Linked DNA regions of Homo sapiens: region 2 is linked to region 1. Evidence: read pairs that join two places in POLR2A ChIA-PET (ENCODE). Cell type or tissue: B cell. All regions are shown on one strand. Each heading gives the region's core, and the rest is flanking DNA. Links, peaks and the distances in the headings are about the cores only.

Region 1 (7,613 bases), core at 1,844-5,843:
CTGAGTTTTTACTGATCATATATTTCATGGCTCCCTTGAGGAAAACCTTTCATGATAAGATAGCAGGTAATATTCTAAAGCCCTCCCTTACTAGTAACTCAAGATTTGAACCCTTGATGTCTTCTCTTAGGAGCTCCCTTTGGGAGCCTGCGCAAGTCAGTGGAGAAGAGCGCTGACCTGGAAGGAGGGAGTCTGGGTTCCATTCTCAAACTTACCACTCAGTAGCTATATCCATGAGCAAGCCACTTCACCCATCTGGAACCCAAGTTCCTCACTATTAGATGAAGCAGCTAATGTTCCTCCCACCTCTAATGTTCTATAATTCTCTGATCCAGTAACTGGAAGCCGTGGTGCAGCTTGGTGCTGGAGAACAAATAGAGGCATTCCTCCTGTTATGAAGTGAGTTGTGTCCTCCCCATCCCTCAAATCAGTATGTTGAAACCCTAAGCCCCAGCGTGTCTCTATTTGGAGACAGGGCCTTCAGAGAGGTAATTAAGGTTAAATGAGGTTCTAAGTGTGGAACCCTAATCCAATAGGACTCATGTCCTTGTAAGAAGAGAAAGACTTTGGGAGGCCGAGATGGGCGGATAACCTGAGGTCAGGAATTTGAGACCAGCCTTCAACATGGTGAAACCCTGTCTCTACTAAAAATACAAAAATTAGCCGGGTGTGGTGGTGGATGCCTGTAATCCCAGCTACTCAGGAGGCTGAGGCAAGAGAATTGCTTGAACCCGGGAGGTGAGGTTGCAGTGAGCCAAATCGCGCCATTGCACTACAGCCTGGGTGACAAGAGTGAAACTTCGTCTCAAAAAAAATTTAAAGAAAGAAGACAGGTACACACAGGAAAGAGCATGGGAAGACACAGTGAGAAGGTGGCCATCTGCAAACCAAGGAGAAACCCCTCACTAGACAGCACCCCAGTGGCAAGTTCACCTTGGATTTCTAGTCTCCATAACTGTGAGAAGATACATTTCTGTTGTTTAAGCCAGTCAGCCTGTGACATTCTGTTAGGCAGCCTGAGGAAACTAACATACCTCCTCATCCCTCAAACACTGGACTATGACTTATTGGTCTGTGGCCTTTGGGGGTGTTTGCATTTAACTTTCTCCATTGGCAAAGGCATAGCAAAGTAAATTGGCTCCTGGAAAAGCAGGCACTCTACTGCTTTGGAATTTATGGAGTGGAGTCATGGATGTTTCTGAGGTGTTTTCTCTAACTCTAACCAATTTTCTAACATGAGCTTGGTGTCCAACAGTTCAATTCAATTCCGAGACTGTCTACCTGATGTTACTATCAGCTCCCAAAGTTAAAGGGCTCGGTCCCACAAGACTGCTGCCATCTCAGATACCAGTTGCAAATCCCAGGTCATGCGTACTTCTGACTGACTGGCTATAAATTGGGGGTTCCCATGACCTTCCTCCTCAAGTTTGGTAATTTGCTGGAATGGCTTACAAAACTCAGGAAAACATTTTATTTATGTTTAGTTGATTGTTATAAAAGATACAATTCAGGAACAGCCAAATGGAAGAGATGCATAGGGCAAGGGGTAGGGTATATGTGGAGTGGAGTGTTCATGCCCTCCCACGGTGCTCCATCCTCATGGCACCTCGATGTGGTCACCCGCCCAGAAAGCTCTCCAAACCCCGTGGCTCAATAGTTTTTATAACCCAATCTCTAGCCCCCCCACCCTTTCTCCAGATCATGTCCAATCTTGAGGTGGTCCTCTTGTACCAGTGTGGAGGAGCCTGTGGGGTTACTTTCTGAGCAAAAACTGGGCTTGGAAACCTTAAAAATACATCGTTATTGACTAAATAAGTTTTCGGAGAGTTCTGCCAGAATATCTTGGTTGCGGGGCCCTGTGTAGACGTGGGCAGCTGTGGGGCAAGTGGATGGAGGCGACTGCTTTCCAGAAGGGAAGGTCTACACTGTCACCCCAAAACCCCAGATCACAGGATTTTGTACAGCATTGAGCTTCTGTGTCTCTTCCTTGGGAGTTGCCTATCTGGGACTTGGCAGTGCTTGGACAGGAAGTGGTCTCATGCTAATAACTGGTACAAGGACCCGTGGAGGAGGAGCAAGCAAGCTGGACACCAAACATAGGGGGTGCCTGCGGGGAGTCTGAGGGACCTGCAGGCCCAGAGTAACAGCAAACATGAGGATCAGAGGACTTGAACTGGACTCTGAGCTTCCTGTGAGGCCGCAGCAGAGCTCGTCCGGGATTTCTTGGTGGAACAAGATATTAACATTACACAATGGGGTGGAGAAGGCGGGGTCAAAGACAGATGTCAGTGCCTGCAAACACACTGTGCCTGGCCCTGCTGAGAGGGTCACGTGTGTGCCAGGCTGGTTCCAGGCTCCGCCATCCACACTCCCAGGGTCTGTGGTGAAATCGAATTTATTCTCATTCTCATCATTAGAAGTATGTCTAATTTAGAAAGAAGCCACATTGAACTCTGACTCCTGTTGTCCCCTCAAAGCTGTGTGTTAAGCAAATCGGCATAAAGGATTTTCTTCTCTTTTACCTGGCACTGGGACATCTACATCAGAGTTCATAATGTCACTCCAAAGGCACTTGCTGAGAAATCTTGAAGGTGAAGAATTTTTCTGAATTTTCCAAGAAACAGATTTTTTAAAGAATAGGCACATCTTATCTTCTGTTTTTGAAAGTTTGTAATCTATAGGCCAGATACAAATTTTCTGTATCTAGAATACTTGATTTTTTTAGATTGGGAATTTACAAGAATGCATGGGTATATTTTATCTATGTAAATAAACTCTAGGCTGGGCACAGTGGCTCACGCCTGTAATCTCAGCACTTTAAGAGGCAGAGGGGTGCGGATCACCTGAGGTTAGGAGTTCAAGACCTGCCTGGCCAGCATGATGAAATCCTGTCTCCACTAAAATACAAAAATTGGCTGGGCATGATGATGCATGCCTGCAATCCCAGCTACTCGAGAGGCTGAGGCAGGAGAATTGCTTGAACCTGGGAGATGGAGGCTGCAGTGAGCCAAGATGGTACCCCTGCACTCCAGCCTGGGTGACAGAGTGAGACTCTGTCTCAAAAAAAAAAAAAAATTCAAAAAAGAAAATAAACCCTTTTCATATACTTTGGAAGCATTTTTTAAGAACAAAATTACATTGCTAATAAAAATATTTATTGTGAGAAGTTTCAAAAGAATGTAACACTTGGAATTAATTGAAGTACTGTTTGAGCATGTACTATGACATTTTTATAAATGTAGAGATACTGAGGCCTGCATCTAATTCATATCTGAATCCTTAAAAAAAATCCTGCTTGCTACTCTGTAGGTGATACATTCTTGCTAAAATTCTGTTGAATTAATTTCTCAAAAGTAAATAGTCGGAGCCACTTATTTGAATACCTCTAGAGTTGTGTTAGCAGAAATAGGAACTGTATTCAAAACAGACTGAGAGACAGACCCAAGGGAGTACAGATTTTCAATTTGTGGTTTCAGATATTCACCATTCATGGGCACCTATTGCCTACTCTCTCAACACTTCCATGTTCAGTATAGTGCAGTTAGTTGCTTCAATCTCTTTTCTTTTCTTTTTTTTTTTTGAGACAGAGTCATACTCTGTCACCCAGGCTGGAGTGCAGTGGCGTGATCTCAGCTCACTGTAAGCTCTATCTCCTGGGTTCACGCCATTCTCCTGCCTCAGCCTCCCGAGTAGCTGGGACTACAGGCACCCGCCACCACGCCTGGCTAATTTTTTGTATTTTTAGTAGAGACGGGGTTTCACCGTGTTAGCCAGGATGGTCTCGATCTCCTGACCTCGTGATCCACCTGCCTTGGCCTCCCAAAGTGCTGGGATTACAGGCGCGAGCCACGGTGCCAGGCCCGATCTCTTTTCTTTTACACTACACTCAGCATGTAGCTGTGTGTACCCATTGGCATTGGCTAATTGCCCACTGTGCTCCAGCTGGCTTGTCTGGGGGCTGGGATGTTAAAAGCTCCTTATATGTGCTCATCTCTCTTGTGGTGGGTCTGATCAGAAGAATGTGTCACCACTAACTCTATACTTCCCAGAGACCGGAACTCCCAGCTCCAGCTTTATGAATGTACCCCACCCCCCACCACACCATTAGGCTCTCGGAATCTGTCAGAATTCTTTTTTTTTTTTTTTTTGAGACAGGGTCTTGCTCTGTCACTAGTCTGAAGTGCAGTGGTGCAGTCATGGCTCACTGCAGCCTTGAACTCATAGGTTCAAGCAATCCTCCTGCCTTAGCCTCCTGAGCAGCTGGGACTATAGGCACACACCACCACGACCAGCTAATTTTTAAATTATTTGTAAAGGCTAAGTCTCGCTACGTTGCCCAGGCTGGTCTTGAACTCCTGGCCTCAAGCAATCCTCCCATCTTGGCCTCCTAGAGTGCTGCGATTATAGGTGTTGTCAGAATTCTTAGTTGTTGGCAAGAAGACTCCAGCTGATTTAAACTCATTTACTGGGTTCTAGGAGAGTTGGAAAACCAGGCTTGGAGCTACAGTAGCAGGACAGCATACCCAAAATCATGCCACGGGGTGCTCTGGTGAAGATGTCATTCTCACTGGCCTGTCCAGATGCTGTATTCTGTTGCTATCACAGTAGAATGTCTGCTCCAGGTGCAGGCTGGGGACAGCACCGCAGCCACTGCTGCCGTGGAAAAGCAATCTTGCTGCCACTGCCGCCACCTCTAGAAAGGGTCTGAGTCGCTGTTTCTTTGTGTCACTAGCATCTGATTCAGACTCCAGAGTGGGTGCTTCTGATTGGTGGATCCTGGATCCTGTGCCCATAACCACCTGCAAAGGATGCTGAGAAAGTAGTACCACATCTCAGTTTTTATACTGGAAAGGGGGCTGTGCCTCCCATGAAAACTCATAAGAAAGGCAGCGCTCCAAATAGAGGCAGGAGACTCAAATGGTAGGCAGCTGAAAGGAAGAGCAACTGTCCATGATATGGACTAAACTATACCAACTCCCCTGCTCCCAGAAAGGACAAAAGCCTCGGTGTACACAGATTATTAAAATCCCAGCCAAACCAAAAGAAAAACCGACAATGGTAACCGTGATAGCAAAGAGACACTTTATTCCTTTATTGCCTGTTTTTGAAAATCCTCAGTACTGTGAGAACTGCTTCATATGTAATTGTTCAAGTTTTGCTAGACTAGGAGTTTCAGCTTCATCCAAATCCCTTTAAGGGATATTAGCTCTGCACTCATCCTCCCTGTCCCCGTCCCAAGCCTATGTTACTGGTATGCTATGGTATTGGATTGGGATGGATTACTTGCCATGAATATTTTCCATTGTTTCTCATTAATGTATTAATTAATTAAGTAAAATATTATTTTCCATGAGACACAATGGAAAAATGGAAAACATTCATGGAAAAAAACCCATTTCAATCGAATACCATAGCGACTATGTGTCTGGAAACATCCAAACCGGAGAGCTTTAGTTTTTAAAACTTCCGTGGAGATAATTAGGTTTTCCTCAACCCAATTTAGCCAACATCTCCTTGGATTTTATTTAAAAACCTGAAGTAGAGCCAAATGAGCCACTTCTGCTTAGATGAAAAAAGGTGTCATCTCTCACTAGATTTGTACTGTGTCACTTTGTCACCCAAGGTTTCCAATTCACTCTTACATAGAGATGCAGTCCCAGAGTACAGGGCATGTGGCATATTGGTGAGAAAAAGAGAGAGGATGTGGCAGGGAGAGTGAGAAGCCAGGGAATGACGCTTCCCGAATGGTGTTGTACAAGCCATTTTACCCTCCAGAGAGCACCCCTCAGCCTAAACCCTGGTGATGTGGGTCTAGTTTTTCCAGGTGGTAGTTCAACATAGTCCAACATCATTGCACCAGATGAATTTGGGATCATTCTAGTAAGATTTACACCTTCCCATTGACAATAGCGCATCTTGGTCAAGGAAGCGTAGGGAGTAGATATGTGAAATAGAAAAATATTACTCATCTTGTATACTTAACTCACAGCATTAATGAATTAGTTCATTTGGTAACCATTTACCAAGATCCTATTATGTACTAAGCCATGCACTAAGTGCTTTGCATGTGTTACCCCATTTAATAATCCCTCTAACAATCTTATCCTGTGAAGCGGATCTATTTCCCTCCTGCCCCCAACGTTTGAGAGATAAAAAGATGAAAGCTCAGAGAGCTTAAGAGGCAGAATTAGGACTGAATCCACATCACTTTGACTGCAAAGTCTGTGATTCTGGCCACTGTTTCTCGTGATTTTTAGTGGCTTGGCTGTTGAGATGGCTGGTGGACAGTTTCTATCCTCAGTGATGGTTGGACATCAGAAAAGAAAAGAGATGTTAGCATATAGTGTGATCCATCCTATAGTAGTAATATATACAGGAGTCTGGCCTGAGGTCTGGATGAGAGGGTGGTTCAGGAAGCTTCTCGTAGGAGGGAAAACTTGAGTTAAGTGAAGAGAGTGACCAAGATGTTTCCACAGGAAGAGCATGTGTACACTTCTGGAGGTGTGAGAATTTGGTGGCATGGCTGGTGTGTAGGATGAGTGTGTGTAGAGGAGAGAGAGTGAGGGGGGCGGGGAGACTAAAACAAGCCTGGAAAGATACGCAGGGGCACAGTGGATGAAGAAAACGGTGCAGATTTGAGAGCTACTTGGGGAGTAGATTCACCATAATTTGGTGATTAGATGTAGGGAATGAGGGATGCATTTATTCTTTATTTTATTTATGATAGTTAATGAATGCCTGCTTTAAACCAGGCACTATAGTAAGTGCTGGAAATAAAGGGGACAAAAGAGCTGGCATCCCTGCTCATGGGTTGTACAGTGTACAAAGAGGAAAGAATCAAAGATAACCCCAGATTTCTAGTTTAGATGATAGAGACACAAAAACTTAGAAAAGCACTAGGTTGATTTGGGAAGAGGCTCAGGCATTTCTGTGGGACATCATACAAGATGGCCAAGAGGTAGTGGGATATACAGACGTGGAGCTAGGAGAGAATCTAAGCTGGTGATATAGATTCGGGTGCCATCCACATGGATGTGGAAGTAAAAACCATGCATGTGGGTGTGGGGTGTGATCGCTCAGGAAATGTGTAGCAGGGTGAAGACAATGGAACTGGGGAACTCCAGCCTTTAGAGGCAGAGAAACTGTGAAGGAGTGGTTACAGGGCTAGGAGAGAACCATGAGAGAGCCATGTCATGAAAGCAAAGTGTTATGGCCTGCCTCCCCCACCTCCCAAATTCATGTGTTGAAGCCTTAATTTCCAATCTGACTGTATATGGAGTTAAGGAACTTTAAGAAGGCAATTAAAGTTAAATGAAGTTACAAGGGTAGGTCCCTAATCTGATAGGACTGGTGTCCTTATAAGAAAAGGAAGAGATACCAGGTCTCTCTCTCTCTCTGTCTCTGAGAGAAAAGTCCAAGTGAGGACATAGCAAAGAGGCACCATCTGCAAGCCAGGAATAGAGGCCTCACCAGAAATCATCCTTGCCAACATCTTGATCTTGAACTTCCAGCCTCCAGAGCTGTGAGAAAATAAATTTCTGTTTTTAAGCCACCCAGTCTGTGATGTCTTGTTATGGCAGCCTGAGCAGACAAATACACCAAGATGAGAGGGT
Region 2 (7,613 bases), core at 1,396-5,395, 510 kb before region 1:
GTCCATTAAACCTCTTTCTTTTGTAAATTGCCCAGTCTCAGGTATCTCTTTATAAGCAGTGTGAAAACGAACTAATACATAGCTCAAGGACATTTTAGGTTAGTGGCTGAGAGGAACATAGGAAGGAACTTGGAGATAACTACATGACGAAGGTCACAACAGGCTTCTGTCATAGGCTATAATTGGGGAAGAAGCACAAGGAACTGCTGGAAGTGAAACCATCACTGTACTGTCTTTCTCCTTTCTTTTTTTTCCAGTCTTTCTTTTCCCTCCCTCCCTCCCTCCCTCCTTTCCTTCTTTCCTTCCTTCCTTCTCTTCTTTCTATGACAGGGTCTCACTCTGTTGCCCAGGTTGGAGTGCAGTGGTGCCATCTCAGCTCACTGCACCCTCTGCCTCCCAGGCTCAAACAATCCTCCTACCTCAGCTTCCTGTGTAATTCAGACTACAGATATGCATCTCCACACTTGGCTAACTTTTTAATTTTTTTGTAGAGATGGGGTCTCACTCTGTTGCCAGGGCTGCTCTCAAACTCCTGGACTCAAGTGATCCTTACACCTTGGTCTCCCAAAGTGCTGGGATTACAGGCATGGACCTGTCACTTTTCTTTTCTTTTCTCTTCTTTTCTTTTTTGAGATGGAGTCTCACTCTGTCGCCAGGCTGGAGTGCAGTGGCATAATCTTGGTTCACTGCAAGCTCCAGCTTCTGGGTTCAAGCAATTCTCCTGCCTCAGGCTCCTGAGTAGCTGGGACTACAGGTGAGTGCCACCACCCCCAGGTAATTTTTGTATTTTTGTAGAGATTGGGTTTCGCCATGTTGGCCAGGATGGTCTCCATCTCTTGACCTTGTGATCCACCCACCTTGGCCTCCCAAAGTTCTGGGATTACAGGCATGAGCCACCACGGCTGGTCTCATCACTTTATTTTCAATGTATGAGCAAGATGATTAAACTAGGTATCTGATCAAGGAATGCTTTCAACATTGATGCTGATTAGGAATACTGGAGAACTTTCAAAGTAAGAAGAAACAAAGCTAGGAATTGGTTTGGCTAAGTTACCGGGCAGTATTTATTGTAGTGGTCTGTATTAATTGTTGCTTACTTACACTGCAGCACTAGGTGTGTTGAGTTTCCATAATTTGTTGCATATATTGCAAGGTCATCAACTAATAGCTAATTGATTTTTAGAGCATGAAAGGACCTTGTAGAGATTATATGGGCATAGCCTGCTCACAATTTAACATTTTAAAGGGAGAAGCCTAGGGATTCTGGGGGTAGAAAAGTAACGTTTTTACCCTTTCACTTTGGATTTTTCTCATATAGGGCCTTCTGCAAATATGTGCTTAAGTCTATGATGCTATTATATTCATAGGATTTTTTAAGCTTTCAAGGAAGCGTAGATTCAGAAGAAATTTGAAAACAATTTTAAAAAATATTCTTGATACAGAACCTTTGAGGGAGATGCAAATGTTCTGAATGCCAAATTTACTTAGATTTAAAAATACATATCTTCAAGCAAAGTTGCCATGACAACCTTTCTTAATGTGTGTATAAATTTTATCTCTGTCTCTTTGAGGTTTTTATATTTTCCAGTACAGGGTCTAATTACAAGAATTGAGCTCTGTGGTATATTTCTATCTGGATGGTGCCCTGTAGAAATTATGTAATATTAGAAAATGCAAATCAAGCAATAGGGCAGTCCTATAGCACAGTGATGCCACAAAGATAAATGTCATCTTGTTCTCTCTGTGATCAGAGGTTTTTCTGGTTTCAAACCCAAGATGAAATTTGGGATTGAAGTAGAACTGTGAATCTGTTCTGTTTCTCTTTTTTCATATCTAGAAGATTCACAGGGTGATCTTAGGAAGTTTGGTACATTCTGGACCAACTCTCTTGGTTAGCCCTAAAACTGATCCAGCTACCTTGGGCTCTTCTCAATCTAATCAGTAGCTGATACCATAGGATGTCTCAGAACCACAAGACCCTTCTCTGCAATGGCATGCATGTGCACAGAGATCATCCAGAAGCAGCTTCCGGCCTAAGCCCCAATCCAGCAAACACTCCGGGTATACCTCTTCACTTCCTTTTACACAATTTCCATGCCCAGCCTTCAAACAAAACACTTGAAAGATGTCCCACAGTCCATGTTATGATGTTTATAAAGGTTTTTGAGTTCATTTTTATTGTAAGAGGCACAATCACTACTGGCTATATAATTTGTGAGACCTAGTCGAGGAGGAAATCTCCTCTTCTCATGGCCCTGCCTTTTCAACCTTTGGTGTATGCAACCCCAAGGAACTGAAATCTCCTGCACTGGGACACTTTACTGACTGGGGTGGTCTAAAGAGCCCTGCCAGTCACATGGTGAACATGCTGTGGTGCTGCCAGCCCAAAGCAGATGTTTCCTTGCCTTTCCTGAAAATTCTCCAAAACAGACTGCTTGTGGGCCCCCTCCAAACTTCACCCAGATCCCCACCGGAGGCTGAGGGTGACCACAGGGAAAAGTGAGCCTCCCCTCCACTCTCCTGCCAATGTAATCCAATGACTGCTCAGAGCAGAAGGCAATAGTGGTTGTAGTAGTGAGCAGAGCTGGGGAGAGGAAGGCTGGGTGGGGATCAGGGCACCAAGGAGCAGGCAGCTAGTCACTGAGAACCTGTAGGGGAAGGCATGCAGGTGGGCTCCGAGTCCCTGGTGCATGCTCCATGGTCCCATTGGACTTCACTTACAAAACACAAATTCAAAAATGAAATTATTAAGAATTTAAAGCCGGCCGGGTGTGGTGGCTCATGCCTGTAATCCTAGCACTTTGGGAGGCTGAGGTGAGCAGATCATGAGGTCAGGAGTTCAAGACCAGCCTGGCCAACATGGTGAAACCCCGTCTCTACTAAAAATAAAAAAATTAACTAGGCGTGGTGGTGCATGCCTATAATCCCAGCTACTTGGGAGGCTGAGGCAAGAGAATTGCTTGAACCCGGGAGGCGGAGCTTGCAGTGAGCTGAGATCAGCCACTGCACTCCAGCCTGGGCGACAGAGCAAGACTCTGTCCAAAAAAAAAAAAAAAAAAATTTAAAGACAGTGCCCCCAAAGCATTAAACCCCAAGCACAGTGTCCCTCTGAGAAGTGGAATTTGAGCAACTATGTTGATTGGAGTATAATTGGCCCCCGGACATGTCTGACTTTAGAGGGCATGGTACTTGTGACTCGGTGGTTTCTGAGGGCTATCCTTCTTGGTTGTATGCTAGTTGTTCTTGCAAATATCCATAAATGTCTCATTCACGATTTTTCTTTTAAGTGGTTTAAATCTCTCTAGAATGTCTTACAATTCTTTACAAAATAGGCAATGAATAGATGCCAATCTTTTTGTAAAAAAAGAAAAAAACAATTTCATAATACACATTTATTAAACTTGCAAAAGTATATATATATATATATATATATATATATATATATATATTTTGAAACATGGTCTCTCACTCTGTCGCCTAGGCTGGAGTGCAGTAGCATGATCATTGCTCACTGCAGCCTCAACCTCCAGGGCTCAAGTGATCCTCCCACCTCAGCCTCCTGAGTAGCTGGGACTACAGGCTCAAGCCACCATGCCTGGCTAGTTTTTGTATTTTTTGTAGAGACAGTGTTTCACCATGTTGTCCAGGCTGGTCTGGAACTCCTGGATTCAAGCTATCCCCCCGCCTTGGCCTCCCAAAGTGCTGGGATTACAGGTGTGAGCCACCACACCCTGACAAAAGAATTCTAATACACTAAAAATCTCTTTTCTTAAACCATTTCACTCATGAAACTCTTACTTTCCTGTATATTAACCATAATTGCCAGAAAATTTTCTGCTGGAAGTTAAAATGATGTTTTCCCCTGAAATATCATTATAAAACCCTATGAAATATTTCAGTGATATGAATCATTCACTTAGTCATATGGGTAGACATTTAGATAATAGAAGTAGTTAACAGAAATCTGTGAGAAATATATATTGTTAATTCCTGTGGAGGAGGAAGGAAGAAATCCTACTGAAATATTTTAATTGTAGTTAAATTCAGTGTTCCCTGCCATTTTAAAATATCAAGATTATTCTGTTCTACTCCTTTCCTTCCAAGAGGATACATGAAATAACTTTGATAAAATCATGAATCAGTTTTTGTTTGCTGTTAACCTCTTCTGTATTCTATTTCATGAAAATAGCAATTGGTGGCCAAGAATACCCTTATTCTTATCAACCTTGCACTACATAAATGAGACATTATTACCAAGCATCATAGTATTCAGTTAGCAATTTTGTCAAAGTATAATCTCTTTGTTTGCAATATTATTGCAATGGACAAGAAACAAATTGTTTTTTAAAAAATTAGCAAGGTTTGAAAATTATAAATTTGATAGGTCAGTTAATATTTAGCATCAGGTTCTAATGGTATTAATGTGTAATCAGAAAAACTATTACATTTCAAACTCTGTAATTCATATTATTAAATGAAGGTTAGTATACTTTTCAGTAATAAAAACCCAGTTAATACATTTTGAAGCTTGAAGTTTAAGAAAATCTTCAACATAATTTAAAACAAAAATATGAATAGGCTAGACACAGTGGCTCGTGCCTGCAGACCCAGCTACTTGGGAGGCTAGGGCAGGAGAATGAGGTGGGTGGATCACCCAGGAGCTTGAGGCTGCAGTGAGCTAAAATGGCACCACTACACTCTAGCCTGGGAGACAGAGCAAGACCCTGTCTCTAAAAAAATAAATAAATACAAATTTAAATATAAATAAACTATTTTTGAAAGATACATTTTCTATCCTATTCTTTTTTCTTTTCTTTTCTTTCTTTTTTTTCACTTTAACAAATCTACTTTAATTCCAAAAGAAATTAATCTAGGATGGTCAGTAATATACAACATACTTTTATGTTTCTTTTATAGGTATCTAATACAAGCTTATTTGTATATGTGCAATGTATAATAACTCTATCTTAGATATGAGTCCTAACAGGATAAAAATATTTTCTTGCAACTACTACTTTATGCCTATGAAGGGTGTGAGCTTGCAATGTCCTCCTGTCTTAAACCCAAGTTAATGACAGTGTCCTCTCAAAACTTTTCATAAATTATTAATGACCTAATTTCATTTAAAAAATAGTTTCAGCAGGCTGAGCACGATGGCTCACGCCTGTAATCCCAGCACTTTGGGAGGCTGAGGCAGGCGGATCACGAGGTCAGGAGAGCAAGACCATCCTGGCTAACACAGTGAAACCCTGTCTCTACTAAAAATACAAAAATAAAATTAGCTGGGTGTGGTTGTGGGCACCTGTACTCCCAGCTACTTGGGAGGCTGAGGCGGGAGAATGGCGTGAACCCAGGGGGCAAAGGTTGCAGTGAGCTGAGATCGCACCACTGCACTCCAGCCTGGGCGACAGAGCAAGACTCTGTCTCAAAAATAAAAATAAAAAAAGGTTTCAGCAAATATGAAAATAGAAAGTCCTGTTATTTGTCCACTCATAATATGAGAAAAAAAAGAGATGATACATTCCTCCATAGAAAAAGTGGGTTTAGAGAACAGTTCTGGTAGTATTTCACATGGTGAAGTATCAAAAGGTCTAATAAGTAGCCCCCTTGCTCAGGGAAAAAAAAGTGATGTTAATGTGTTTCTCTTCCAAATTGCTTAGTAACTCCAAGTGATTTTCAAATTGGGGGGCAGATTACTGGCACTGAGTTCATCAAATTTAGATCTATCTTGAATAGGGACATTATAGAAAATCAAGAACATCTCTAACCCTGCATATCTGGTGGAGTCTGGAGTTAGGGACTACATGACCCAAGCCATCAGCTAAATGTGCCAAGAGATTGAACCGTAGATGACCATCTTCCAGGGAGATGTCTTGCCAATTACTAGAAAGAGATGAACCAAAAACTTCTTTAACATAAGATTCCAAACAACTCTGGAGATCTTCAGGTTGTGTGTATGCTCGGCTTTGTGAGGGTAGACACACTGAGGATAGATTCCTTTTTCACCTCTTGTACTGTCTCAGCAACCACTGGCTCTTTCTATTTTCTGGATCGAGACCAAAATTCTGTATGTGGTGCCCCTGAGACTGTCCACATGAAGACTTTTCTGGTAATGCCGGACACAGATTGCGCTGCCATCTTCGATGAGATCCACGGGCCTCTCGTTTTCTTTTTCTTTTTTTGAGATGGGGTCTTTTTCTGCCGCCCAGAGGTGGGATCATGGCTCACTGCAGTGCCTCAACTCCCTGGGTTCAAGTGATCCTCCTGCTTCAGCCTCCCCAGTAACAGAGACAACAGGCACATGCCACCAAGCCTGCCTAATTTTTTTATTTTTTGTAGAGACTGGGGTCTCACTCTATTACCCAGGCTGGTCTCAAACTCCTGGACTCAAGTGATCCTCCCCAGTCTGTCTCCCAAAGTGTTAGGGTTACAGGCCTGAGCTACCGCACCCAGCTAGCTACCCCATTCTTTTTTTTGAGATGGAGTCTTCCTCTGTCACCCAGATTGGAGTGTGGTGGCGCAATCTCGGCTCACCACAACCTCCACTTCCCGGGTTCAAGCAATTCTCTTGCCTCAGCCTCCTGAGAAGGTGGGATTACAAGCGTGAGCCACCACACCCAGCTAATTTTCTTTCTTTCTTTTCTTTTTTTTTTAATGTATTTTCAGTGGAGACAAGGTTTCACCATGTTGGTTAGGCTGGTCTCGAATCCTGACCTGAAGTGATCCACCCGCCTCTGCCTCCCAAAGTGCTGGGATTACAGGCGTGAGACACAGCACCCAGCCTACCCCATTGCTATACATAGAACTACATTATGGTGCATAATTTAAAATTTACACTGTCCACTCTCTTATGGTTTCATGTTTAAAAAATTTTAGTCTCTTTATCGTTTACAAAGAAGGGAGCTCTTTATTTTGGCATTGCTGATAAGGAAACCACTATAGATTACAAAATATTACAATATAATCCCTTCAGGTTGTGTTCTGGGTATACAGTGTGTCTTCTCTCTCTTTTTTTTTTTTTGAGACAGAGTCTCGCTTTGTCGCCCAGGCTGGAGAACAGTGGCACGATCTCAGTTCACTGCAAGCTCTGCCTCCCAGGTTCACGCCATTCTCCTGCCTCAGCCTCCCGAGTAGCTGAGACTACAGGTGCACACCACCACGCCCAGCTAATTTTTTTGTATTTTTAGTAGAGACAGGGTTTCACTATGTTAGCTAGGATGGTCTCGATCTCCTGACCTCATGATCTGCGTGCCTCAGCCTCCCAAAGTGCTGGGATTATAGGCGTGAACCACCGCGCCAGGCCTTTTTTGTTTTTTGTTTTTTGTTTTGAGACAAGGTCTTGCTGTGTTGCCAGGCTGGAGAGCAGTGGCTCCATCAGGATCATGGCTCACTGCAGCCTCAATTTATCCAGCTCAAGTGATCCTCCCGCCTCAGCCTCCCGAGTTGCTGAGACTACAGATCCAAGCCACCAATGCCTGGCTAATTTTTGTATTTTTTGTACAGAAAGGGTTTTGCCATGTTGTCCAGGCTGGTCTTAAAAACTCCTGAGATCAATGGATCTGTCCCCCTCGTGAGCCACCGTGCCTGTACTCTCTTCTTTATAAGAGTAATTT

The links. Peaks named below come from ENCODE experiments on the same cell type or tissue, not always from the same donor. Only the 100,000 strongest peaks of a DNase experiment are listed, where the experiment ranks them.
Region 2: POLR2A ChIA-PET joins it to region 1 with 7 read pairs; 3 of 35 experiments call an interaction of 5 or more read pairs at or near these places.

What each region holds. Positions count from the first base shown.
Region 1 is chr2:203,817,731-203,825,343 of GRCh38, forward strand. No RefSeq gene overlaps it. Among named protein-coding and RNA genes, the nearest start is that of CTLA4, 46 kb to the right of the region's middle. In B cell, for the core only: no CTCF peak of the experiment used is centred there; a DNase peak (open chromatin) is centred at 3,451; H3K27me3 peaks cover 2,268 bases.
Region 2 is chr2:203,309,734-203,317,346 of GRCh38, forward strand. It overlaps the pseudogene MRPL50P2. Among named protein-coding and RNA genes, the nearest start is that of ABI2, 15 kb to the right of the region's middle. In B cell, for the core only: no CTCF peak of the experiment used is centred there; no DNase peak of the experiment used is centred there.